2 separate regions of the Homo sapiens genome follow, and region 1 is linked to region 2. Evidence: read pairs that join two places in POLR2A ChIA-PET (ENCODE). Cell type or tissue: PC-9. All regions are shown on one strand. Links, peaks and the distances in the headings refer to the core of each region. The heading gives the core; the rest is flanking DNA.

Region 1 (12,659 bases), core at 3,121-11,120, 620 kb before region 2:
GGAGGGTGGAGCGAGCAGGGCTCTGAAGTCAAAACTGCTGGGTTCAATCCCCGTTTCACCTGGTCATGGATGGGAGAGCAATTTGCTCAGCTTTCCTGCACCTTGCCTCATCCTTCTGAAAATGGAGGGAACGTACTTCCTGGTACCCAGCCCTGGGAGGGTGCTCAGAAAAGACTAAGCGGCTTCCTTTGTGTCCAGGGCAGAAGGATCTAGGGCTGCTTGAGGCATGGTTCCCCCAAATCCAGGGGTGCCACCCTCACTGTGTGTTCCTCACAGACTTGGAAGATAGAGAGAAGGACTGTGGGAAACTGGACAGAGCCGATGAGACCATTCCAAAGCAGAGGGGGCCCCGGCTGCGTGATGCACAGATAAGCATTGAGTATCTCAACCTACGGAAATTCTGTGGATGTCTTGCTGTTTGTCTCCTGTCTGCACGATCGATTGTGTCAACAAACAGTGGGCAATTAGCTGCCCTGATTTTCGGAACCGAGCCACCGGGGAGCTGGTTGAACAGTCTCCCACTGCTTTGATTAAAGAGGTGCAGTTGCTGAGCCTTTAGGCCTTATTTCTGAAAAATGGATATGAAAGCCGTGGTTGGAGCTGCTTTTCCTCTTGGGATTTTCACATAAAATCAGAGACTAATCCCTCATCTAATACCAATTTGGTAAGGGCTGGGTTAGAACATAGTCAACTCCACTGATGAACATCGGTTAAGATTTCTTTATAGAAAGCTATACTATTTTCAGAAGCATTTCAGACAAACATCCTAAGAAGACTTAGCAGGCTCAAGATGTTTACCTTGGACCTGAATCTTATTTCTAATTAACCGAGTCTTCAACAGTCCATCAGAGAATGCAGTTACCTGCCAAATTTCACACCTAAGGGGAAAAAATATTCCCAATAAAATTTTCCTTAAAAAAAAAAAATCCACTCACTTTTACCACTAAGACGTTCTCGGCATATTTAAATCAATCATTTTCCACGAACACACAGAAAACTAATGTTCTGGATCCCAAGCCTGTCTTTGTGGGTCGCAGGTTTCCGGGAAGCCATTTTATTTGACGCTAAGTTTTCAGCAGACACTAAGGCAGGATTCAGCAGAGACCCAGGGGTGTGGAGCGTGCGAATGCAGCCCGTCCAAGCTTTCCCAGCTGTGAACGGACATTCCTCTGATACCGCATATTTCGTGGGGGAAAGTTTAAATGATCACATTGTTTTAATTCACCTTACAGAAACAACCGCTAATGGAAAGCCAAGCTTTCCTTTCTCTGTGTTAAAAAAGAAATTGGTTTCATTGAGGGGCTGGGGGTTTCTCTCTCCAGTCCACATCAAGCAGAGTTTAGAGTTTATGTGGAGACATTCGGTTGGGCACGGTGTTTTTTTTTCCTCAGACGTAAGCTTCCTGGGGTTGACCTGTGAGCTCCCTGGGGGTCCCACAATTCTCTGTTTTGTTTACTGCTCTCCACCTCCGTGGTGCTGGGTAGACTCTTGTTGAGCATTTATCCAATAAAAAATGTTAACTGAAGGTGTCACAGCTTGTTTTAGCAACAATTTCCTATAGTTTAGTTATAAAGATTTTACACACACACACACACACACACACGCACATACGGAGAGAGAGAGAGAGAGAAAGCACAAGTTTGGGTATTGTCATGGACCAGCCAGTAGAAGCAGTCTTTTTCCTTTTACCTTTTAGGTTGGCCTGAAAAAACAAAAACAAAACTACTCATGTCAGTGATTTAAATTCCTGAGTCTCTCACATGGTTTGGTGGAATCAGGCACGTTGAAGAAGGAGGGCATGATACTCGAGAAAGAACCCTCAGCTTCGCAGCTTCCAAGCTGTGTGGCCGTTGAGAAGTTGCTTGCCCTCTCTGGGGCTTAGGCTCCTCATCTGAGAAATGGTGGAGCTGGAGTTGGTGCTCAGGGGTTTTCCAGTGCTGACATCCTGAGCGCAGAGGGATAAAGTGTACACAGGCTCAAGGTTAAGAATTAGAGATGTGCTTTGCTGCCTTTGTGTGGTGGTTAACCACCAGAGTAAGACAGGAGGTTTACGATGACAACTTTGTGATTTTCTAAAGGACTGGCCATTAACGAACATATTGGATTTCTTTTGCCAGCTTTTTTATGTGTGTGTGCATGGGGGAGTTCTTTTTGTAATTACTTTTGAGTTTTCCTTGCATTTGGCTATCTAGAATTGAGGGATTTTGTCACTTATTTTGGTTTGAGATCTGAGATAACAAGTATTTATTTTTCATATTTATTCTTTATCCATTTTCAGAAAAAAATGAAAATGTTTTACTTAAAAATACAAGGCATAAAAAGCATTAACCCAGAATAAAAGGCAAGTGAGAAGAGAGTAAAGTGGCAAAGACAGAAACTACATTAAAACATCTAGACTGAGGAGGCTGGGTGCGGTGGCTCATGCCTGTAATCCCAGCACTTTGGGAGGCTGAGGCGGGTGGATCATGAGGTCAGGAGTTTGAGACCAGCCTGGCTAACATGGTGAAACCCTGTCTCTACTAAAAATACAAAAATTAGCCCAGCGTGGTGGCGTGCATCTGTAATCCCAGCTACTTCGGAGGCTGAGGCAGGAGAATTGCTTGAACCTGGGAGGTGGAGGTTGCAGTGAGCTGAGATCGCGCCATTGCACTCCAGCCTGGGTGACAAGAGCAAGACTCTGTCACAAAAACAAAAAAAAAAACAACAACAAAACAAAACAAAACAAAACAAACTGAGGAAAGCTATAGCAATTAAAGACAAAATTTAGCTTTGCGCTTCCTAGCAGCCAAAGCAAAGAGTAAAAGTAGGAAAATGTTGCTCTTGACATTAAATGCAGGGAAGCAAAAATCCAGAAGAGGGTGATAGTCTTGGGTTGCTTCACCAATTGAGAGCCCTCAATAGTTCCTGGAACCTTCTCGCTCCCAGTGTGAAAGGAATATTTTTGTGGCAGTTCAGAATCTTTTGCTAAAGTTCAAATGCAAGAGGCTGAAAGTTGTTGACCTAGGTAGTCATTTCTTGACCTAGGTAGTCATTTCTTGACCTAGGTAGTCAAGAAACGTTAAAATTTGCTGCCAAAAGTGTAGATGATGTTTGTTCCAGGAATTAAGAGTTGATAAAAACAAGCTTTACTAAGAGAGGGCTCAGGAGACGGGGAAGCAAAAAAACTCTGTGGGCAAAGAGGCCTTGATTTGAGTGGCAGCTCTGCGGATCATCTTTGTGTCGTAGGGTCAGCCCTGCAGCCGCTGTGAGCCTCAGCTTCTTCATATGCAAAATAAGAAAGTTCAACCACGCTCCTTTGAGATCTCAAATAGGACGATTCTATGCATGGGTCTATAATGAGCATCAGAAGGGAGCTTTTTGTTGTTGTTGTTCTCTGCAAACAGACTTGCTGAGGACACAACCCCCATATAGCAGCGACCGCCTTCAGACCTTTGTGTCCTGCTCCCTAGAAAGTAAAATGGCCTACTTTTTATACCTCTTGAAAGAAAAGTGATCTTTTCTCATCATGTGGAATTTCCCAACTGAATCACATTTCTGTGATCCGAGGTGCACACACTTGGCTGCAGGTGAAATAACCCCATGTATTCTCAGGCCCCAACACAGCGATCCCAAGCCTGGAAGCTTGCAAAGATACTTCTCCAAGAAACTGTCCCTGGGCAGAAACGTTGCCACTTTCATTGGGGGAAAAATGGTTTCAAATATTGGCTTTTGTTTTTATGGAAAATGGTGAAAAATTTGAGGGAAAACCACAAAATCCTTTGCTTTTATTGAAACCACAAAAATTGATTAAATTTTTATTCTAAAAAAACTGTTTTTTTGCTGAGCACTGAACTTTCTTCTTTGAAAGGCTCTACTTTCCTTTCCTTTTTTTTTTTTTTTTTTTTTTGGAAATATCTCCTGAGAGCCTAATGAAAGGTCTTTCTGTTAGCTTGGCTGAGCCGAGCCCAGGCGTTCCGAAGCTCAAAACAGAAGTGTAGTTTTTGTGCCCAAACACAGCCTTGTGGGGATGTCTTCATGCACAGACCTCCAGACGCTGCTGAACTCTTCCCAAGCCCCCAGTGGGGCAGGAGCCTGTGAGGCTGTGAGCATTGCCTGGACAGCACCTGGGGCACTCACTATTGATGGCAACCTCAACCAAATCGGCTGGTTTGTCTTGTTGGGCATTGCCGCTGCCTCCTGAATAAATGGAAAACCATGTGCACAGTTTCTGCCTTCGCTAGCGAGGGCCTCGCAAGCTGACTTCATGAATTAATTGGTCCCCTGCCTGGTGGCTGGCTCGGACTGTCCCTGGGCAGGAGACAAGCTGTCTGTCCAGGGTGAAATCTGTCTTTCACTGCGTCCACAGTGGACACATCGCTAGCTCAGCCAGGGCACTGCTATATTCACAAGACATTTAATCTTTCTTAATAAAGGAAGCTGGAAGTTCTTCTGTGCCACGGGAGAGGGAGTTGGTTTCTGGCCACCAGAACAGATTTGGTCTTAAGGCAAGTTGGGAGGTGCAGGAACCAGAGGCCTCTTGGGTATCTTTGTGGAGTGTGGGGGGTCTAAATCAGCTCAGAGGCAGTCATTCAGACCTGGTGTGCAGAAGGGCCTGTTCGTGACCCAGAGGTCTCCATCTGTGTAGTGTTCCATCTACCCTGTCTCTATTTACTGATGTGTACTTTACCAAAGGGACCTTCCATTCCCGGCGCCAGACCCTTGGGCATTTGTTCCAATTGCTCACCGTCTCCTCCTGGCAGGTTCATTTGTCCTTCTGGGTTGTGGCTTCCCCTTCTGTGAAATGGGGATCATGAGAGCCCCTGCCACGTAGATTTATTGTGAGAGGTGAATGGAGCCATGGCCGGCATGTAGTAAGTATTATGTGCTATTATTTTAATGTTCTAGAAATCATTATTCCTACCCTTCCTGTTGAATCCAAGTTTTATTTTATTTTACAACTGAAAAGACAGCAAAGCAATAAAATTCAAGACAGATTTGAAGAAATAATTATCAATAATCTCCTACTATCCTGGTGCAACAATCAGATTGAACTTTTGCATTTTGCCTTAATACCGTTACTACCAATCAAGATCACCATAGTGTTGGAGTAAGTGCCATCGAGTGAGAGCTCCAGGTAAGCCTGGTAGCACGCAGCCCACTCACTGGCCCCGATGCTGGGAGATGTTCACTCCCTTTCCAGATGAGAGACCAAAGGTTTGGAAAGTTGAGCCAACCCAATGTCAACAGGCAGAGGTTGCAAGAATGTGATCCCTGATTTCAAGCTCTCCTTGTTTAACCACAATGCTACACAACTTCTGTTCCTCGTATAAGAGTTTTAAACGAATTGGGTTGCATTGTTTACAAGAAAAATCAGGGAGTTTGAGTCTGAAGCATTATTCTGATGTCTTCAAAGGAGGTGCAGAGCTGGAGAAGATTCAGTCCCTTGTCCCTCTAGGAAAATCTTTCAATCTCACGGAGGTCCAGCGGGAACAGAGCCAAGAGCACACCAGCTCTGGTGGATGTCTGTCCCCCGGCCAGCCCTGCGCGCACTGGCCCCCGACGCCATATCCAGAGCCCATGTCCAAAGTCCAGGAAAACGCCCCAGACTGCTTCCCTCCTTTTCCTTCTCGAGGTCACAAACACTGAAATGATCCACGGATACTGGATCTTTCCACAAAAGCTCACCCCTTCCCCATTCTGTCCTGGATTATTATTTTTCAAAACACAGCCTGCCCATTTGTCCGGGTAAGAAGAGTGCCTTTACAGGCAAAAACTACTCTCCTGTTGGCTGACCTGTCATTTCATTCACTTTTGAATTTAATGTAAATATTGCACGATCACGGGCTTGGGCGCAGTTCAGAGCAAATCTCTCTTTTGCTTCCTTATCTGATTATCTTTCAAGAAAACACGTCATTGTTCAGATTCAAGAATAACAAGTTTCCCCACAGCCAGCTCCTCACCTCTTCATTTTTGTCTGTCCTGCTTAGAATCCTATAATTACAGAAACATGTCTGTCAGCGATTTGTGCATCTGATAATCAGATTTTCTCTCGTTCCCAGCTCTTCCTCCATCCTCACCCCACCCCAGCCCATTCTGCCACATCTGGAGCAGTCCCCTGCCACTCCATGCCCAACTGACTCCTCAACTGTTTCCAGATCACATCTGTCTTTCCCGGTACCGGCTTCCTGACACGCTGGATCATAAATGAGTCAGACCCTAAATTCTGGTCATCTTGAATTCCTCTCTCGATAGACGATAACTGTGGAACAGAGCTATTGCCTCATTTCTTCTGGTCTGGTTTGGCCATGCTAAACTATACAGCTTTCAAAAGGTAAAATCAAGGCTCTTATGCAAGTATCAAATGGACACATTTAAGAGATTTTACATACATCATTTATAAGTGATTGACACATGAAAGCTGACTCAAAGGATGTGAAGCACAGGCATGAGGAAATCAGGAAGAACCAAAATGAATTCCTGAATAGGCACACACCTAGTTTATGCCTCTAGGGCTGAAGATGTAATGCTTGGAACCAAGTTTTCTACAGGGTGAATTAATTGTATCTCCATAGGGCAGACGTAATTTGGATTCCTAGGGGTGAGACTCATGCGTGTTACTCTCTGTGTTCTATAATGTCCAGAGTGGCTGACCAGCCTGCTCCAGCAGCGCACAGCTCTGCAGAACCAGATGACCCCGCAGGGCTTGCTAGACAATTCTCAGCATTCCAATTCATATCACTGGAATCAATAAAATTAACTGATTGAAATATCCACCGATACTTGATTCGATATCATTGGAATAAATAAAATTAATTGATTGAAGAATCCTTTGATACTTGATCGAATATTATCCGAATCAACAAAATTAATAAAATTAATTGATATTAATTGAGAAATCATTCCAATTGATATCCAATAACCTTTTTTTTGCCCACTTCAAACTGTTTTATAATTTTTCTTCACAGTCATTTTCTGTTTAAATCTATTCTGAGTATTCAGTTGAAAGAACCGCAGTTTCCAAACCTCATTTTAGGAGAAGCTTAGGAGAACACAGGCAGGCAAGGGGGGTGGGAGGGAAGTCACTCGTTCCAGGTAAAAAATGACACTTTTGCTCAGGAATTTGCTGGCTCAAAACCTTCCATTGTCCCCTCCTCCTTGCATGATAATTTCAGATTCTTCGCATGGCATTTAAGCTTCTCCACAACCTGGACGTGATATGTGTTTGATCCTCAAATACATTTGTTAAAATAATACTGGCAATGGCAAAACTTAAAGATTATGAAACCACATGAAATGAAGAGTAAAAGGCTCCCTCACTTCTGAAATCTCAGCCTGGACACAAGAAAAAAGAATAACTGGTTAATAATCATTTATTCTTGACTGAGGGTTGACTTGAAGTTTATCTGAAAATCAACTTAATGCATTTCATACAAACACCCATTTCTTCCCAGAAGGAAGTTGTGAATGACATCAGTTCTTTCCCAGGCCAGGTTTGGGGCAATTTTCCATTGTTCTCTCTAGAAAATTTCTGATGTATAAAATCATATTTATGTTTACATCTGTACTTACATAGTTTAATACATAAATAATATCATTCTACTTGTACCATTTTTTTCAATACTTTTAAAAAATGTTAACAACGGATCCTGAGTATTGTTAGTTATAAAATATATTTAATATATCTTAGAGCTTTCTCTGTATCAGCACAGACAAAGCTACTCATTCTGGAATACAGAATATTCCACTGTTTAGAGGTTCTTTAATTTATTTATTCCTCACAAATTCTTCCAGCCTAATCTCCAACTATACGGTTTCTCCCATTGAAGCCAGATAAATTCATCGGCTTTCCTTAAAAACACCTCATCCAGGCCCGGCACTGTGCTCTTGCCTGCAATCCCAGCACTTTGGGAAGCCAAGGCAGGCGGATCACTTGAGGTCAGTAGTTTGAGACCAGGCTGGCCAACATGGTGAAACTTCATCTCTACTAAAAACACAAAATAATTAGCCAGGCATGGTGGTGTGTGCCTGTAATCCCAGGTACTTGGGAGGCTGAGGCAGGAGAATTGCTTGAACCTGGGAGGTGGAGGTTGCAGTTAGCAGAGATCACACCACTGCACTCTAGCCTGGGTGACAGAGCGAGACTTTGTCTCACAAAAACCAAAACCAAAACCAAAAAAAAAAAAACCCACCTTATCCATTCCTGTGAATCTATCTTTCCATCCAATATTATTCTGCCTAATAGTAACATTCAAGATGCAGGCTCTGTTACGAGCCCCAAGTTCCTGCGTTGAAGCCCTGACCCCAGTGCGATGGTATTAGGAGCTGGGGCCTTTGGGAGGCGATTAGGCTTAGATGAGATTATGAGGGCGGGGCCTTATAAGATACGCTAATCATGGGATTAGTTTCCTTATATCACAAGGACAAGACCAACACTTAATCTTTGTCTGTCTGGGGAGGTCACAGGGAGAAGGTAGCTTTCTGCAGGTCAGGCAGAAAGCCCTCATCAGGAGCCAAATCTGCTGGCACCTTGATCTTGGACTCTACAGTCTCCAGAACTATGAGAAATAATTCCTGTTGAAGTCACCCAAGCCATGGTATTTTGTTGTGGCAATTCAAGCTGACTACGACCAGCACCAGCCAAGTGGAACGGAATGACTGGCATGGGTGTGGCTCTGCTGGTGGAGACTGGAGTCCTGCCTCTGCCTGGCATACCCGCCCTACTCAGGTGTCTAAGTCGTCTGTCCCAGCCCAGCTGAATGTAGATTTTCCTTAGGAAGCCATCCGTGATGATATTTGTTAAAGTATAGTGTTACAATTAAAACCATGACTCCACACAATTAGAAAATAAAAACATGCCAGAGACTGATGGACTAACTCATTGGTCAGGGAGATGATGTGATGGCAGGACTGGAAACAGTAAGATGGCAAGGTGCATTCAGGAACAGGGGTTTATAGATTCCATCGGGAAAGGCTTTTGGATTACTGTGTGATAAGATTAGCTACAAAGCTAGTTAATGTTATATGGGGCAATAAACAATAACCTCTGGCCGGGCACGGTGGCTCACGCTTGTAATCCCAGCACTTTGGGAGGCTGAGGCAGGCAGATCACCTGAGGTCAGGAGTTCAAGACCAGCCTGGCCAACATGGTGAAACCCTGTCTCTACTAAAAATACAAAAATTAGCCGGGCGTGGTGGCGGGTGCCTGTAATCCCAGCTACACAGGAGGCCGAGGCAGGAGAATCACTTGAACCAGGGAGGCGGAGGTTGCAATGAGCAGAGATCGCACCACTGCATTCCAGCCTGGGTAACAAGAACAAGACTCCATCTCAAAACAAAAACAAAAACAAAAACAAAAAACAATAACCTCTGGGGTTGTTTTTTCTCCCAACCAGGTTCGTTTGCATCGCTACCCACACAAAACTCATGCTCATTTCTGTCAGTGTCTTTCAAGTTAGGTGCCTCCCTTCCAAGAAGAGGGGCTTCCCTCAAGGGAGGAATAACTGGACACCAGTGCCTCCACCTCTCCTGCCAAGAGACAGGCTTCTCAAACAGCCTTTGGAAGCCCCCCCACCCGCCCACTTCCTTCAGAGTGCTAGATCCAGAGTCCCAGCACCTGCCTGGCCAGCCCCTGGGGGTCCCTCCCCTGCCCGGGTGCAGCTGGAGGTGTGGGAGGGGCTGAGGCTCAGGTCTGTGGCTGCCCGGCTCTGAGGTTGGGGTCCTTCCCTGAGCAGAGGCAGAGTGAGCTCCATTGTGCCACCTGGGGAATTAGGGTTCCCCCAATACTTGTAGAAAATGTGAGTGTTCTGTAAGTGTTAAGCGGGAGGGTGGCAGGGGTACAGGGTGCCCCCAGGGGACCTGGGGGAGAGGCCCCATGGCCAGGGCAGGGTGAGCACAGCTGGGTCATTCAGGCTCCTCTGGAGCACAGCCACAAGTTTGGACTTGACTGGATGTTGAGCCAGAGCACCATGCACAGACCCACAGCCTGACCTAACTGGGCTGTGTTTTCGGGATGTGTGTGGGGGGGTCATAGGCTGATGTGGTTAAAATGGGGGCTCAGGAGGCTGGTTGTGAGTTCAGAACTAGCTGCACTGCCCCTGGCCACGTGGCTGTGCTGAGGCTCCTCCCCTCTGTACCTTTGCTTCTTTGTCACTGAGATGGGTAAAATGACAGCTCTGATGCCCGGGGTGAGGCCGGGCCAGTCCTTGCCAATGCGCAGTGTGGCAGTACCCGCCAAGTGTACCGTCATTGCCATTGTCTTCACGTGGTCTTCCTCTGAAGACTTAAGGATGCAGATCTCTCCCCAGGCAGAGGGAGGGGCGGCACAGGTTTACCTGGAGCTCGCCGGCCTCTGCGTATGGTCCCTGTGCCAAGTCAGGCCCCGTGTTTCCCTGTAGAGTGCAGGGGATGTTAGCATCCAGTAGGGGAGGTGGCTAAGCATGAGACATTTCTCTATGGCGCCAGCTGCCCAGACCAAAAATGGGAGAGCCAGAGGCAGGACCACAGGGCAAGGCAGGTCTCAGATCCTCTGGAATGGAGTTCCTGGGTGGAGAGCACTGAGCGTGGAGGCATGGGGAGTGAAGCTGAACTCGATGGACCCAGTTGGGCTCGCCTTCCAGGGGACCTGAAAACCGGCAGCTCCTGGAGGCCCCTGCATGCCTGAGTTGCTTCTCTTTTGCAGCCTCCCAGTGGCTGCCTGTGGTCGCTGCGGTAAGGGCTAACTTCCTTCCCGTGGTCTTCACAGCACTGCCAGCCCTCCGCCCCAACCCAGTCTCCCCGGCTGCCCCCATACCTGCCTTGCCCATCCAGGGGCTGCTGCCCACCGGCCTTCCCCACCCTGTATACTGCATGCTGTTGGCCAAGCAGGCCCAGCCTAGGGTCAAGGGCAGGGCCTTGGTCTGTGCTCTGTCCTCTGCCTGGAGGCTCTTTCTCCTTCACCTGCCTGGTTAATGTCTATGCAGTGTTTTGATTTTAACTCCCGGGTCATCCCACCCCCATCTGCACCACAAGTTCTTGGCGTCGGGCACCTTTCTCTCATGGGGCTTCCAGAGGCTGGGATTTCATCTGTGACTACTGCCTCTGTATCTGCCCCTCTCACTGGGATAGCAACATCCCAAGGGCAAAGGCCAGGCCTCCTTCCTTCCTCCTTCCAGGCCTCAGGTCCCCCTCTAGCACCCTGCCTGGCATGTTGTAGGTGCTCAGTGTATTCGTCGACTGACAGGATGAGCAGTGGCTCTAGGAGGAGAAAAGGAGCAGACAGTGACATTTTGTGTGACCCCCTTGGCCATTATTAGTCAGGCTGGGGATAGACATTTGACTCCAGGTTGGCCAACAAATTCTCTCACTTAGAAATTTGGGATTCAGAGACGCTGCTCTCTGGGGGTGACCTGAATGGTGGCACATCATTTGGGGGCCATGCAGCGTTCATATTCCACTATGTGTACTCACGACCCCAGAAAGAGGGTCTGGAGTGGGAGAGAGGCAGGAGATACACACCCAAGAACACGGGACACAGAGGTGAGTGGTCAAGCAGAGGGTGGCAGACAGACAGACAGACAGACCGTGCCTGCCTCACTTCCTGAAGGCCTCTGTCTGCCTGAGGGTCTCGTGAGCTTTCTGGGTCCCCTTACAGCAAAGCCTTCTCCTTGGCCCAAGCCAATTCAAGTCCAAATCTGTCCTCTACAAGTCCGCATCTGTCCCCTGCAACCCTAGGGTACTTTTCCAAGACCCCTGTGCTCCCTCAAGCCAGCTGCTCAGGGAGCAGGCCAGAAGGAGGCCAGAAACCCAGACAGCCTCACGTGTAGCACGAGCTGTCTTCAGCCCCGGTGTGAAACCCTCCCCGCTCCCATGCTCCTAGGCAGCTGGGAGCGAAAGGGGCTCCATTCACCCTGAGCTCCAGAAAAGGATTTGCAGAACTTCATAAAGGGACACAGCAGCCCAAATGGGCAGGGTCTTGACAGGCATTCCACCCAGGGACTTGTGGGCACTCATGGAGCTGTGCAGACCTCCTTCAGTGTCCTGCCAGGGCCAGGACGCCAGGCCGGCCCCAGGAGCTTTTACTGGCACTAACTTTCCATTTAGATCCACGTGACTGCTCCAAGCTTCCCCCCAGGATGGCGCTGGCCCCCCCTCCACATTCACACCTTATAAACGACCATGGTGACCCAGCTGGCGTGCTTTTGGGAGGCAATGCACAGTCCCTGGTAACAGAGTAAATAACTCAGCGACATGTCCTTGCACTTTTTCAGCCTTCCTTCGGTCTCAGAAGAAATAAAACAACTTACTTAATGGCATTCTTTAATCTTCTGCACCAGTGGCTTTCTTTACAAGGTGTTATACAGAGTCCGTGTAAATCCAAACTGTGCAATGGGGTCAGTGTTTCTCAACAGGTGTTGGGTGGGTTTGGGGTAGGAGGTGCTCCCTCCATGGCCTGAACAAATACAGAAGCAGGAGCTTGCTTTCCAGCACCGCTCTCATTTACAAGTGAGAGAGCGGCTTGCAGCCAGCTGCTAGGACCTTTTCTTCCCTCACACCCTATTTCCACTCCAGCTTGATAGAACTCCAGACCGCGGAGAGGGCAGGAGTGGACCTGGGTCTCTGTGACAGTTCAACTAGAGAGCATGAAAAACCTCTGTCTCTCTCACACCCATTTCTCTCTGCTCGCCAACTCAGTTCTGTCTCCA
Region 2 (12,659 bases), core at 1,911-9,910:
GGCCAAAGGGAGTAGGGACTCTGGCAAGCTGGAGGACATGGGGGCAGTGGAGAAAGTGGCTCTCACCAAGCCTTCACAAGATGCTGCATATTTTTCTTGGGCCAGAGTCACTAACCAAAATGTAGCTGGAGGCACATAGAATTCACATGCAATGATGCTTCGCACAAGGCCACAGCAAATTGAAATCACTTGGCAGCTGCACCCTGGGGCTCTGTGATGGTGCCTGTCACCAAGATCGTGGACTGAGGTCCAGCTCAGTCTGTACCCCACAGCAGCACCTCATCTGTGGAAAGGGCTGCAGATGTGGGGAGAAGAGGGCCTACCCTTTTAGAAGAGGCCAAAAAGTCAGAATTTCAAGCTAGAGTGGAAAGACACACTGCAGGGGAGCTGCCAGGAAGAAGAGTGATTTGATTTCTTAACGGGAGACTCCAAAGGAGTCAGCCCGCGGAGACAAAATCAAAAGAGGCCCGGACTTGGGAGCACAGCCTGGGAACGCAGGCGGGGGCCTCTGGGACTCTTCCAGCTCAGACCAGGCCTGTGTCTGGGGCTTCTGGGGGCAGCCTGGGAACTGGAATTTTCTTGTTCCATAATGGACTTCTCGGACCCTGCAGGTGGCCTGCCCGGGATGGCACTCCCTGTGGTATCAGTGGCTCCTGTCACGGAGGGCACATGCTGGCTCCATGCTCAGGCTGTCCTGTAAATCATCTCACCGAATCCCCACTGTGTCCTTACAGAGCAAGCACGCATGCCTGTGTCCTCCAGAGAAGCAAGCCAGGCCCGAGGAATGGGCGGCCGATGGCTCCAGGAAGGTCACTGACTTTGGAGGGAACTTGGGATCTCCTCCCCACTCTCTCTGTCCTCAAGGCCCATCTTTTTAAAATCAACTTTTTGGGATGTAATTGACATATAATAAAACCATCTTAGGTGTACAGCTTGATGAATTTTGTCCCACGTATACAGCTGGGTAACGACAGGAATCTGGACATGAGGTTTGCGTGGGCAGCCAAGCTGGGGCCTCAGGATGCCCTTCGTTCTGAACTTGGCTGCCATGCCAGGGCCTCGGGATGCCCTTCCTTCTGAACTTGGCTGCCTGGCCATCTCACAGTTCCACTTTGTCAACTCTTTGAAGTCTGGGAGAAGTGACTCACCTGAATTTTTTTTCTTTTCTACATTCCCACCATTGTCCCATCTCCTTCCCTGCTTTGGACAAAGATTTCTCTTTTCCACGTGATGGGAGGGGGATTGTAAACATCCCAAGCTTTGGAATCAAAAGACCTAGGCTCACACCGCAGCCCTGCTATGTGACTCCGGGCACGTGACTTAACTTCTCTGGGCTCCTTTCTTCATCTGTGTAAAACAGAGATCATAATGGACCCTCTAAGGTCATTGGGAGACTAAAAGGAGGTATTATATGCAAACAATAAATATTATTATTTTGAATTGCACTGGCTTTAATGACACAAATGTGAAGAAAAGGGTAGGATTGTAGGGGAAGCCTGGGAAAAGGAGAGATTAAAAGACAAAAACAATTTCAACTTTTCTGAAAAACATCCCAATGCTCTAAGTCAAAATCTGTTTTTCAGTTGTCATAGCACTGTGCCCCTGTGCCCCGAGTCTTCTGATCTCAGTTGGAAAAGGGCTGCTTTCTCCAGCAAGAAGCCCTGGAAACAGCACCGAGGTTCAGTGTCAGAATGGGCTCCCGGCCCTCGAGACATCGGGTACAATCTGGTCTGACCAGACCTGGCGTGTTTTCCTGGGTGCTCAGGATTGTCTAGACGTGGCCTGGCCATGTCCGAGCATGTGAAACGTAGTTGTGGGGCCTGATGGCTCCATTTGGCAGCAGCCTGGGCCAAGTGATTGGCGCCGAGACCATGAGGATGACAAAGTGCTGAAACCTCCCTGAGACAGGCGTCATATCAGATTGTGCTGCTGCCAGCGCAGGGCTTCCAGGCACGGCAAGCGCATCCTCAGCACCTGATGGAGAGATAGCGCAGTAGACGTGACAGCAGCCAGCCGAGGAGCTGGCCAGGTGAGTCCGAGGACTCTCTGGGGGCAGTCATCTCTCCCCAGGGAAGTCAGTGTGGGTGGTAGACAGAGCACTGGCCCTGTTCATGCCACAGGCCAGAGACGAGAGACGAAACTGCCAAATAATGAAGAGTGGAGACCCTTATGTCGTATGCAATGTGTGGGTCTCTTTTGCAGCTTGACCTGAATAGATAGGGATAGGTAGTTGGATAGAGAGTTAGACACATGATAGGTGGATGGATAAATGGATGGAAAGACAGATGGATAGATGACAGAGAGATGGAGAGATAGATGGCTAGATGGAGAGAAAAAGAAAGCTAGATAGATGGGAAATAGGTGGATGAATGAATAGATGGAGAAAAAGAGACAGGTAGATGAATGAATGGATAGATAGATAATAGAAAGATAATTGATAGATAAAGAGAGATATGATAAGTAGATGGATAAATAGGTGGAAATACAGATAGAAGATAGATAACAAAAATGGATAGATGGAGAAAGAAAGCTAGATAGCTGGAAGGTAGGTGGATGGATGAAAGATGGAGAGAAAGGGAGAGATAGATGAATGAATGAATGTATGAATGAATGAATGAATCGATAGATGATTGATAGATGGAGAGATAGAGGTAATAGGTGGATGGATAAGTAGATGGCAAGATGATAGACAAATGGAGGATAGATAGAGAATAGATAATATAGATGAATGGATATATATACATAAAGAAAAAGATGCAGCTAGGGATTCGGATATGTATTTTGCTAACTGGGAAAATTTGAGCAATGATTGCGTGTTTGATTATTTGGAAGAATTACTGTCACTGTCAGGTGTGCTGATGTCACTGTACAGAGAGCAGGTGCAAGGCCAGGCCCAGCCCATTGGAACCTTCCATGACCTTCATGTATCCACACTGAGGGGACAGAGGCTTCCATTCACCTGTTCACCTCTCAGACCCAACAAGGTTAGAATAAAAGAGAGGAATAAAATAAAGTCCCAGACACTGTCAGATCCTCCCAGTGGTGTGGAGGAGGCAAAGGTAAACACGGCTGGGCTTATGTTCTCAGGGTACCCTGTTCCATGCTTGGCCCACTAGCCACGTGCAGCTATTTAAATTTAAACCCTTAAATCTAGGTGAAATTTTAAAACCAGTTCCTCAGTGACACCAGCCACAGCTCAAGTGCTCTAAGAGCCGCAAGTGGCCAGCAGCAACTGTATGGGACTCTGCAGTTCTATAACATTCCATCACCCCAGAAAGACATCCCTGCTGGGAGAGTCCAGGTCTGAGAATAGATGCAGCTCCTATTAGGGCAATGAGCAGAGAGGTGCTTCGAGGCACAGGGAGTGCAGATGAAGACCACCACATGTCCCACAGGAGGAGCGAAGGAAATGGCTCAGGTCCACCCAGCAGCCCTTCCTTCCGGGACCCTTCTCTCCATTCCCTCTGTGCTCACAGAACGTGGCGTCAGGTGCAGAGAGTAGGCATTAGTCAGCCTATCCAGTATGTTCATTTATCCATGAAGGCTGCTTGTTAACCAGCCACGGCCTCCCCATTTACTGACTTCCCAAGTGAGGCCTCAGATGTCGCAGGGAGGCCCTGGGTCTGCGTCTGGAGTTTCTTCTGAAATCTGAGTTTAAATGTGAGTCCCACTGTCTCTCCCCAAGTTTCCATTCCCAGATTCGCATTGAGTGGCGCTCCGCACACAAAGCAGGCCAGCGACGCCACCAGCTCCCCTCTGGTGGGCGAGCCCCAGAAATAGCCCTCCCTGGCAGCCCAATCATGGTTCACCACTAACAACTGAGGCCCATCCACCCACCCCGCCTGGACCTGAGCCCCAACACCCCAACCGTCTGTTTTCTGCCGATGTCACCAATTTCTAAATGACCTAGAACTAAACCGTATCATTAGTCCTTTCAGTATCTGTTGGTGACAGAGAAAACCACAAGTGGCCTTTCTGCCCTGAGCCTCTGTGACCCTTGAGCTGAGATGACATGAAGGGCACCAAGGCCAGCTCTCTCCATGAGGAGGGGAGCTCCTCCCTCCACATGTCCTCAGTGCCCACCTCTTGGGCTTCAGATCAACCCCAGACCTTTCCGGATACCACGTAGTTTTCTTTCTTTTTCTTTCTTTCTTTCTTTCTTTCTCTCTTTCTTTCTTTCTCTCTTTCTCTCTTTCTCTCTTTCTCTCTTTCTTCTTTCTTTCTTTCCTTTCTTTCTTTCTCTCTCTTTCCTTCCTTCCTTACTTTCTCTCTTTCTCTCTCTCTCTCTTTCTTTTCTTTTCTTTTTTTGAGACAGCGTCTTGCTCTGTTGCCCAGGCTGGACTACAGTGGCCCAATCATAGCTCACTGCAGCCTTGACCTCCTGGGCTCCAGCAGTCCTCCCACTTCAGCCTCCCAAGTAGCAGGGACTACAGGCACACGCCACCACGTCTAGCTAATTTTGTCTATGTTTTGTAGAGACCAGGTTTCAGTGTGTTGCCCAGGCTGGTCTTGAACTCCTGGCCTCAAGCAATTCTCCCGTGTTGGCTGGCCTCCCAAAGCGCTGGCGTTATAGGCATGAACCACCACGCCCAGCCTAGTTTTCTGTTTTGATCAAACATCTCCTCTGGAGTTGATGGAAGCTGGCTGCCTGAGTGACTTTTAAGGTGCCCAGGCTCCAGGTGGTCATGATGAAAGGATTTACTGGGAAGGGGGATTTGGACAATTTGGATGCTCTGTGACTTGATTTCTTCCTTTGCTTGATTAGCATGGGGGCCTAAAGGAGTAACATACAAATGTCAATCCCAGCACTAGCATGGTTGAAGGAGGAAGAACTGGGCCTGCTGGCACTGGGAGCTGGAGATGAGATGGAGAAAACGGAACCCTGGGATGGGCTGTGGGGCCTGGCGACGGGAGGAGCCTCAAGGCTGGGGGCGTTTGGTGATGTGGTGCTGCTCTGGAGTGCACTGCAGCAGGCAGCAGGTGGCCGTCAGGGGCCGGAGCTCCAGCAGGTGGGCAGGGCCCAGCCCGGCGGCAAGGGAGCAGAAGCCAGAGGTGGCGAGATTTGGACAAAGTTCCTGAGGCCCTTGGTGACAGAGGATTCAGTGACAAGAGAACGGAGCCCAGAAGAAGAGGGGAACATCCCACAGAGACCCCCTCCTGAGTAAATGAGAGAATCAGACCAGAGCACCGGTCCCAGCAGCAAGGCAGGAAGACACACACTCAAGCAGACCGTGCTGGGGTTTGGGTCACAGGGAAAAGGTTAACAGCCCTGTTGCTAGTCCATGCTTGCCGCAGAGAGGCTCTGAGATGATGGTGGACGCCAGCGCCAGTGGCCAGACCCTTTACAAACTCAAGGCCTGGTCTGTTCTGCATCGCGTGGATCCTGTGCCCTCCGTCTACACACCACATAGGGTCACCGTGCTCAGTGACTCCTCCCAGGCTCGGAGCTCCGTGGGGCAGGACCTGGTCTGTGTCCTCCGGCTGCAGATTAAGGGCTTCGCAGCTGGTTCTCAGGAAGGCTGTGAGGGGTGTGGGGCAGGGATGGAAGGAGGAAGAGGAAAAAGCAGAGAGAGATGGAAGAAGAAATAAAGAAGAGATGGAAGGGTAGGAGAAAGGGAAAGAGGAAGGAAGATGTCCAGTCCTTAAGACGGCACCAGCCATTGGTGCCACAATGACCTAGCAGCTCCCATCTGATGGGGGCTCCGAAGGGTGCACAGGCTGGCCCTTTAGGGAGCTGTAGGGGCAGAAGAGTGTGCACAGCATTCTAAGAGAGTAAAGAGAGGAGAAAAATCAATGGCAGGCCGGGTGCAGTGGCTCATGCCTATAATCCCAGCACTTTGGGAGCCTGAGGCAGGTGGATCACTTGAGGTCAGGAGCTCGAAACCAGCCTGCCCAACATGGTGAAACCCCATCTCTACTAAAAATACAAAAAGTAGCCAGGCATGGCTGCAGGCACTTGTAGTCCCAGCTACTCAGGAGGCTGAGGCAGGAGAATCGCTTGAACCCAGGAGGCGAATGTTGCAGTGAGCCAAGATTGCACCGTTGCACTCCAGTCTGGGCGACAAGAGCAAAACTCCGTCCAAAAAAAAAAAAAAAGTCAGCATCAGCTGCCCCATCTTTCAGCCTATCTGGGAGTGAGACCAGCTTGCTCTCGGTGGTTCCTTCACCCTCGAAACACCTCTTCCCCACTGTGTTCCTCACAGCTTTGGTGTTTTCTGATTACAAAAGTAGTACACATGCATTTCAGGGAATTCAGAAAGCCCAGAATACCAGAGAACAAAATAAAAGAGGTCTTTAGATCCCACCACACATAAAATGTTGATGTTTACACTTGCAGATTCTCTTTCTTAACAAATAGAAAATCACAAACATAAGTGTGAGTATGGATGTGTGTGTTCTTATAAGTAGAGAATGGATTTATAGAAATGCTCTTTTGGAACTTGTTTTTTCCCCACTTAACATGTCATCATAACTTTTTCATGGTATTAAAAACATACAGCAATATCACCCTCTTTCATGGCTCTGCTGTATTCCACTGTATGGATAACTCATCACTTATTTAACCAGCTGTATCCATTAGGAGTGTGTTTGGCTGAACATAATAGACAACCCAGCCACAATGGCTTTAAAAATCAGGTTTATCTTCTCACATGTGCCAAAGTCATGGCCAGTGGTTCAGCAGGTTAACAACAGAGTCCACGTCTCTGCTGCTTTCTTGGCCATTCCTCATGGCACAAGGTGACTGCTGCAGCTCCAGACATCACATCCACATCAAGATAAGAAGGATGGGGGTGATGTTTTATAAAGAACACAAAGCTTCCCAGAAGTTCCTCCAGAAGACTTCTGCCTTGTGTTATGAGCCAGCATCAGCTCATGCAGCCACTTGTGACTGCAAGTGGGGCTGGGGAGGCCCTTGTTTGACCTGCAGTCTTTATGGCAGGAAACTGAGAGGATGCAAGGAGCCTGGAGGAAGACGAGGGATGGTGTTGGGTGGCCAGCAAATGGTGTCTGCCACACCTGCCCTCTGTTGAGAGCAAGATTCTCCTTCAGTTAATGCCGCCCCTTTGGGGTGCAGCAGAACCCCAGGTGTCCCTGCTACATGCACCCAGGCTTGAGTCCTCCCCAGTGCTCCAGGGACCCACTGACACAGCTCCAGCTGCCCCTTGGCCAGTAGAACTTCTAGTCCAATGCCTGCTCCCTCGAGCTTCTATGGATTTGATGCAGGGTGGGCGAACCCCAGATTGGGGCTTAACCAGGGCTTTTGCTTCACCCAGGAAAGAATTCAAGGGTGGGCTGGTGGTGGAAGAAAACAGCTTGACTGAAGCGGCACCATTGCAGCTCAGGCAGCGCGACAGCTCCGTGGCTGCTCCCGCAGAGCTGGGCTAACCCTTAGGCAGTGTGCTGAGAGCAGCAGCTCCCGGCAGTCCGGCAGTCATATTGATACCTACTTTTAATTGCATGCAGATGCAGGGGCGGTTTATGCAGAAATTTCTAGGGAAAAGGTAGTAACATCTGGGTCGTCGGAGTCATTTCCGTGGAAAGGAGTGGTAACGCCCACGCCCACTGACTGGGCACACTGATGGGCGTGGCTTATGGAGAGCTGCTTCCACCCCACCCTGTTTTAGCCAGTCCTCAGTCTGGTTCAGTGTCCAAGCCCCGCCTCCACAGTCGAGTCCCACCTCCTACCTCCTACCTCAGATTCATACCTGAGCTTCAATAGGAGCCTCTGGGAGCCAGCGCCCTGCTCCAAGAGAACGGCGGGAATGGCGGGATTCAGGCATGGGGGCAGCTCCGTGAGGGAGGTATTTGGGGACAGGTAGAGTTTTCACATCACCTCACATCATTTAGGGAACCACGCACGCAGTTGCGCACAGAGGGCAAAGCCAAGTCAGAAGGATGTGGTGCTGGCAAGCAGACCACTTTATGTTGCAGACAGCAACCGTGATCGCTGACACTTAGGAAGGCTCCCCATACACCAGCGGCTGTGCTGAGCACTTCACATCTACTTTCACTTTCCTCTTCACATCTGCCAGGGAAGAGATCCCAAATGCTCCACAGCCACTATAGCACAGGCACCAACCAGCAAGGGTGGACCCGCCAGCGCTGTCCTGTCCTGCAGGGCCCCTTGGACACACCCTACTGAACCAAGCATGAACCTTTCATTTTTGAATCATGGGACGAGTCCCCAGCTGGAGCAGAGGCTGCCAAGATGGCAAGGGGAGGCTCTCAGACGGCTGGACAGGGTTTGCTTATCAAGCTTGGCAACGTTTTAAAACTCAGCCCAGTCTGCAACTGTATACAGGCCGAATCTCAGAGAAAGCTTTCAAAGGGGCATAGGCTCCACCTGAAGATGGTGTGTTAGTCTGATTTTTGCGGCAATCACGCCACATACCGTCCCGCCCTCATCACAGTGGCTTAACAAAAGGTATTGTATTTTGTGCTCACAATACACAAAAGGGCGGCTGCGGCCTGGCTGATCTCTACTGGGCTCAGTTGTGCCAGGTTGGATCCTGGGCTGTGGGTCAAAGTCAAGGTCAAGTTTGCTCCCTGAGGTTCAGGATCTCTTTCTGAAACCCAGGCTGAAGGGCAGTGCCACCCAGGGCATGTTGTTCTCGGGGCAGAGGCCAGAAGGACAGGTCCCCTAAAGGCTCAGCTGGGAAACATGTACACCACTTCTGTCCCAGTTCAAGGGATAGAAAGTCACTCCACCTGCAGGCAGTTGGGGTTGGGGCAGGAAGGGAAGACTTGTGGACTTAATCAACCTATAGCGTGCAATAGAATTGAGGTAGACAGACAAGCACAGACATAGCTTGAACAAAGGCATGGAGGGAGGGTTATGGATGGCTTCCTAGAACAACCAAAGCCACAGGAAAAAGAGATGATTCTGTTTCTTTGTGTTTGAAAAAACAATATGGCAACCCCAGACGCATTTTGCAGAGATTTTACAAGAAGAACTTCTCATCATCCAGGAGAAGGCCCTTCTCTAGAGTCTTATCATTCCATTATTTTTAAATGAGAATGTGTTTACCCCAAAAGTTAAACAGGAAAAGGGGCTACCTAGTTCTCAAAGGCCACACACAGGCCATATGACAGAGCCCTCCGGTCATAACACCAGCATGTGAAAGGCACTGCAAAGCGAGGCTGAGTTGTCAGCATTGTACGTTCTGCTTATAAGATTAATCGTGATGGCCAGGCTGTGTGGCTCACGCCTGTAATCCCAGCACTTTGAGAGGCTGAGGCGGGCGGATCACCGAAGGTTGGGAGTTCGAGACCAGCCTGACCAACACAGAGAAACCCCATCTCTACTAAAAATACAAAAATTACCTGGGCATGGTGGCGGGCGCCTGTAATCCCAGCTACTCGGGAGGCTGAGGCAGGAGAATCACTTGAACCTGGGGGGTGGAGGTTGCAGTGAGCCGAGACCAAGCCATTGTACTCCAGCCTGGGCAACAAGAGTGAACCTCCATCTCAAAAATAAATAAATAAATAAATGAATAAATAAATAAATAAAAATTAATCCTGATGAATGAAGCGCTCAAGAGCCCCTGAAGGAGGCGTCTGACGCAGTAAGGTATGGCAAGCACTGAAGCAGTGGTGCTCATTACAGAGTGTGGCTGTTATCTCTTTAATAGTGACAATAGCAGGTAATGTTAACGGCACAGTCAAGATTCTCTTGGAAAAAAAATTTTTTGTTGTAGCAATGGCTGTAGGTACTTCTGAAAAAGCAAGCTGTCATTCAAGGCACCCTTCATTGGTACAGGATGTTAAACAGGTTATGGAATAAGAAAATCCATGTGGGAGCACCTACTGGTTCAAACAACCTGTGTGAAGGACAAGATGCTTGTATGTAGTAAGTTTTCTTTAAAGAATTACCTCTCCTTTGACTTAGAGTTCTTCTGCGAGAAATGTATCTGGAAAGGCACTCTCATAAATGTGCCCAATAGCCATACGAGGGTTTTCACTGTAGCACCATTTGTCGTAGCAAATAACTGGAAGCAACCCAAGTATTCACTAAAAAGGGATTGGTTAAATGAACTACAATCCAGGGAAAACCACCCAGCCACGAAAGAGCAAAAGATCCGTGTGTGTAATCATGGAAAATGCCCAAAGTCTATCATTAAGTGAAAAAGAAGCAATAAAGCAGGAAGTAAGGTCATTTCCTATTTTTTATTAAAAAGAAATAAAAATAATAGCTGCTGGATTTTTCATGCAAATATGTTCCAAATGTCTGTAACTGTGGTTATCCCGAGAGCGAGGACTGATACCCACTACATTATAGATTTATTTCATTGTTATTTGAATTTTTAAAAATAACTGTATGTAGCTAGGCACCATGGCTCAGGCCTGTAATCCCAGCACACTGGGAAGCCGAGGAGGGCAAACTGCTTGAGCCTAGGAGTTCAAGATCAGCCTGGGCAACATAGCAAAGTCCCATCTCTACAAAAAAAAAATACAAAAAATTGGCCAGGTGTGGTGGTGCGTGCCTGTAGTCCCAGCTACTTGGGAGGCTGAGGCAGGAGAATCGCTTGAGCTCAGGAGGTCGAGGCTGCAGTGAGCTGAGGTGGTACCACCGCACTCCAGCCTCAGCGACAGAGTGAGACCCTGTCTCAAAAATAACATAAAATTAAATTAACTGTGTGTCACTTATTTATAAACATGTTTAAATACAATATAACTGAACAAAAATAATTAGTATAAAATCACCGATTAAAATCCCAGAAAGTGAGATGAATAAAATGTTTTAAAAATAAAATCTTTTCTACATCTGTAATGTTTGGATTTTTTACAAACACTTACTAATTTTACTGTCAGTAAATGACCAAAAAAGTCTTTGAAACTCATCTGCTGGGACTTTGTAAACCTTTGGAGAAGTTGTTTATTATTATTATTATTAATTCTCCTGGATACTGTTTCTTTCTCTACTAAGGCATAGTAAATATTTACATTTACTTCACTTTGAAGGAACCAAGAAGAATCTTCCAGGCCTTCACTGAGTGCTTTGAATCCAATTTAAGTAAAGAAGTGCGCCAAATATTACCAGAGTTGATCACTTGTGTGCTAGTTTGCTTTCTAATAATTTCACGAATAAAAAAAAAATTAGGTCCCTCAATATAAGCAAAACCTGGGGTGATGGTGAGGCATATATAGTAGACAACAAACAACCAAAAAATCATCCTTTGGATTTTTGTTGATCAGATACTCAGGTGCCTTCACACACCCTCCCATCCCATTTGCACTTTTGAAGATCCCCGGGTCTTATTTTCTGAATGAGTGGATTCCTTCTGAAACCAGCATGCCTCAACTATTACTGTCATTCAGAAGCATGCAAAATAAATGATTCTGAATAATAATAACTTATCATGTACGTCCACACCCCAGTCCAACAAAGACCTCACACCAACGTGTCTGACAACATCAAATACACAAAAAAACCAAACTGAAAACTCCACTAGACATAAATACGTAGGTGCACACATACATAAACATAAAAGCCCGCAGTAGCCAGCATTCATCAGATTCAGCATGTCGTGGTCGCTGTAGGGAGCGGGAGGCCAAGGGGAGGCTGATCCACACATCTACGTGGCCTTAGAGTGCTCCCCAAATAAAATAAGTGTCTCTGCAGACATGCCTGGGAAGCCGCTCCAAGTAGCAGAAAAAAAAAAAATCTAAATCAACCTTTCTGTGTCGCCTGTGTTATCTTTGAGCTTCTCTGGGTCTTAATTTTTATCTGGAAAGTGGGGCCAGCTATACCTGCCTAGCAAGGAACACAGGCTGAGCCCCTGCCATGTGTCTGCTGGCATGCCGAGCCCTGGGGGTACAGAACAAAAGCCATATAGAACATGCTTCAGGGAACATGTGGAAAAGACGTGAGACCTTGTAAACTATGTGAATGTTGTCTATTTGCTATCAGAGCCCACGTCTCAATTTCACAAACAATTTGAAATGCAAAGTAGAGTTTAGCACTGTGCACCAAAAATTCTGGTTTCCCTCCTACAGAATTACACACCTCTGCCCCATTTAAGTCCAGCTTGGCCACATGACTTGCTTGGCCTAATGAAATATGAGTGGAAATGCCTGTCACTTTAAGAACCAGACCGTAGTTCGCCAAGCCCTTTTCCCTCAGCTCCAGGTAACAATGTTGCAAATGAAAGCGGCTTCCTCCTCCTGGGTTCTGGGTTGAACACCTGAAGAAAACATGGAACACAGCCATGCTGACCTGCAAGGGACACTCAGTACTAGCTAGAAATAGAAAGCCACTGACATCCAAAGGGGATTTGCTACTGCCACATAACCTAGGCCGCCCTGGCAGCTACTAAAATGGAAATGCTTGTTTGAGTGACTGGAGCAAGCATACAGATCTCAGAGGGTGTGCTTCGTGCAAACAGGCAAGCTTTTAGAAAAGAAGAGACATTTTTTACAAGTCCCTTAAAGTCACACTGATGCATTTGTAGTCAGGCTATAATGATCTTTGACATCTTGCATGGACTTGCCTCCCAGAGCCAACCCAGATTCAGCAGCTTTCGAAATTCTAAAGCACAGGTTACAGGTTTCTGCGCATTTTACAAAATTCAAAAGTATCAACACAGGAAAAAAAATTTCCAAAGCTGGACTTCTACATAAACAAAGACAACCCGAAGAGAATGTGACAGATACTCTCG

Evidence for each region. ChIA-PET counts read pairs that join two places held together with the same protein. Peaks named below come from ENCODE experiments on the same cell type or tissue, not always from the same donor. Only the 100,000 strongest peaks of a DNase experiment are listed, where the experiment ranks them.
Region 1: POLR2A ChIA-PET joins it to region 2 with 14 read pairs; 2 of 35 experiments call an interaction of 5 or more read pairs at or near these places.

Annotation. Positions count from the first base shown.
Region 1 is chr16:87,234,192-87,246,850 of GRCh38, reverse strand. No RefSeq gene overlaps it. Among named protein-coding and RNA genes, the nearest start is that of C16orf95, 77 kb to the left of the region's middle. RefSeq lists enhancers at 4,103-4,604, 9,548-10,247, 10,248-10,948. In PC-9, for the core only: no CTCF peak of the experiment used is centred there; DNase peaks (open chromatin) are centred at 5,880, 6,470 and 8,630; H3K4me3 peaks cover 1,261 bases; H3K27ac peaks cover 4,128 bases.
Region 2 is chr16:86,614,470-86,627,128 of GRCh38, reverse strand. No RefSeq gene overlaps it. Among named protein-coding and RNA genes, the nearest start is that of FOXL1, 42 kb to the right of the region's middle. RefSeq lists an enhancer at 4,987-5,508. In PC-9, for the core only: no CTCF peak of the experiment used is centred there; no DNase peak of the experiment used is centred there; H3K27me3 peaks cover 7,690 bases.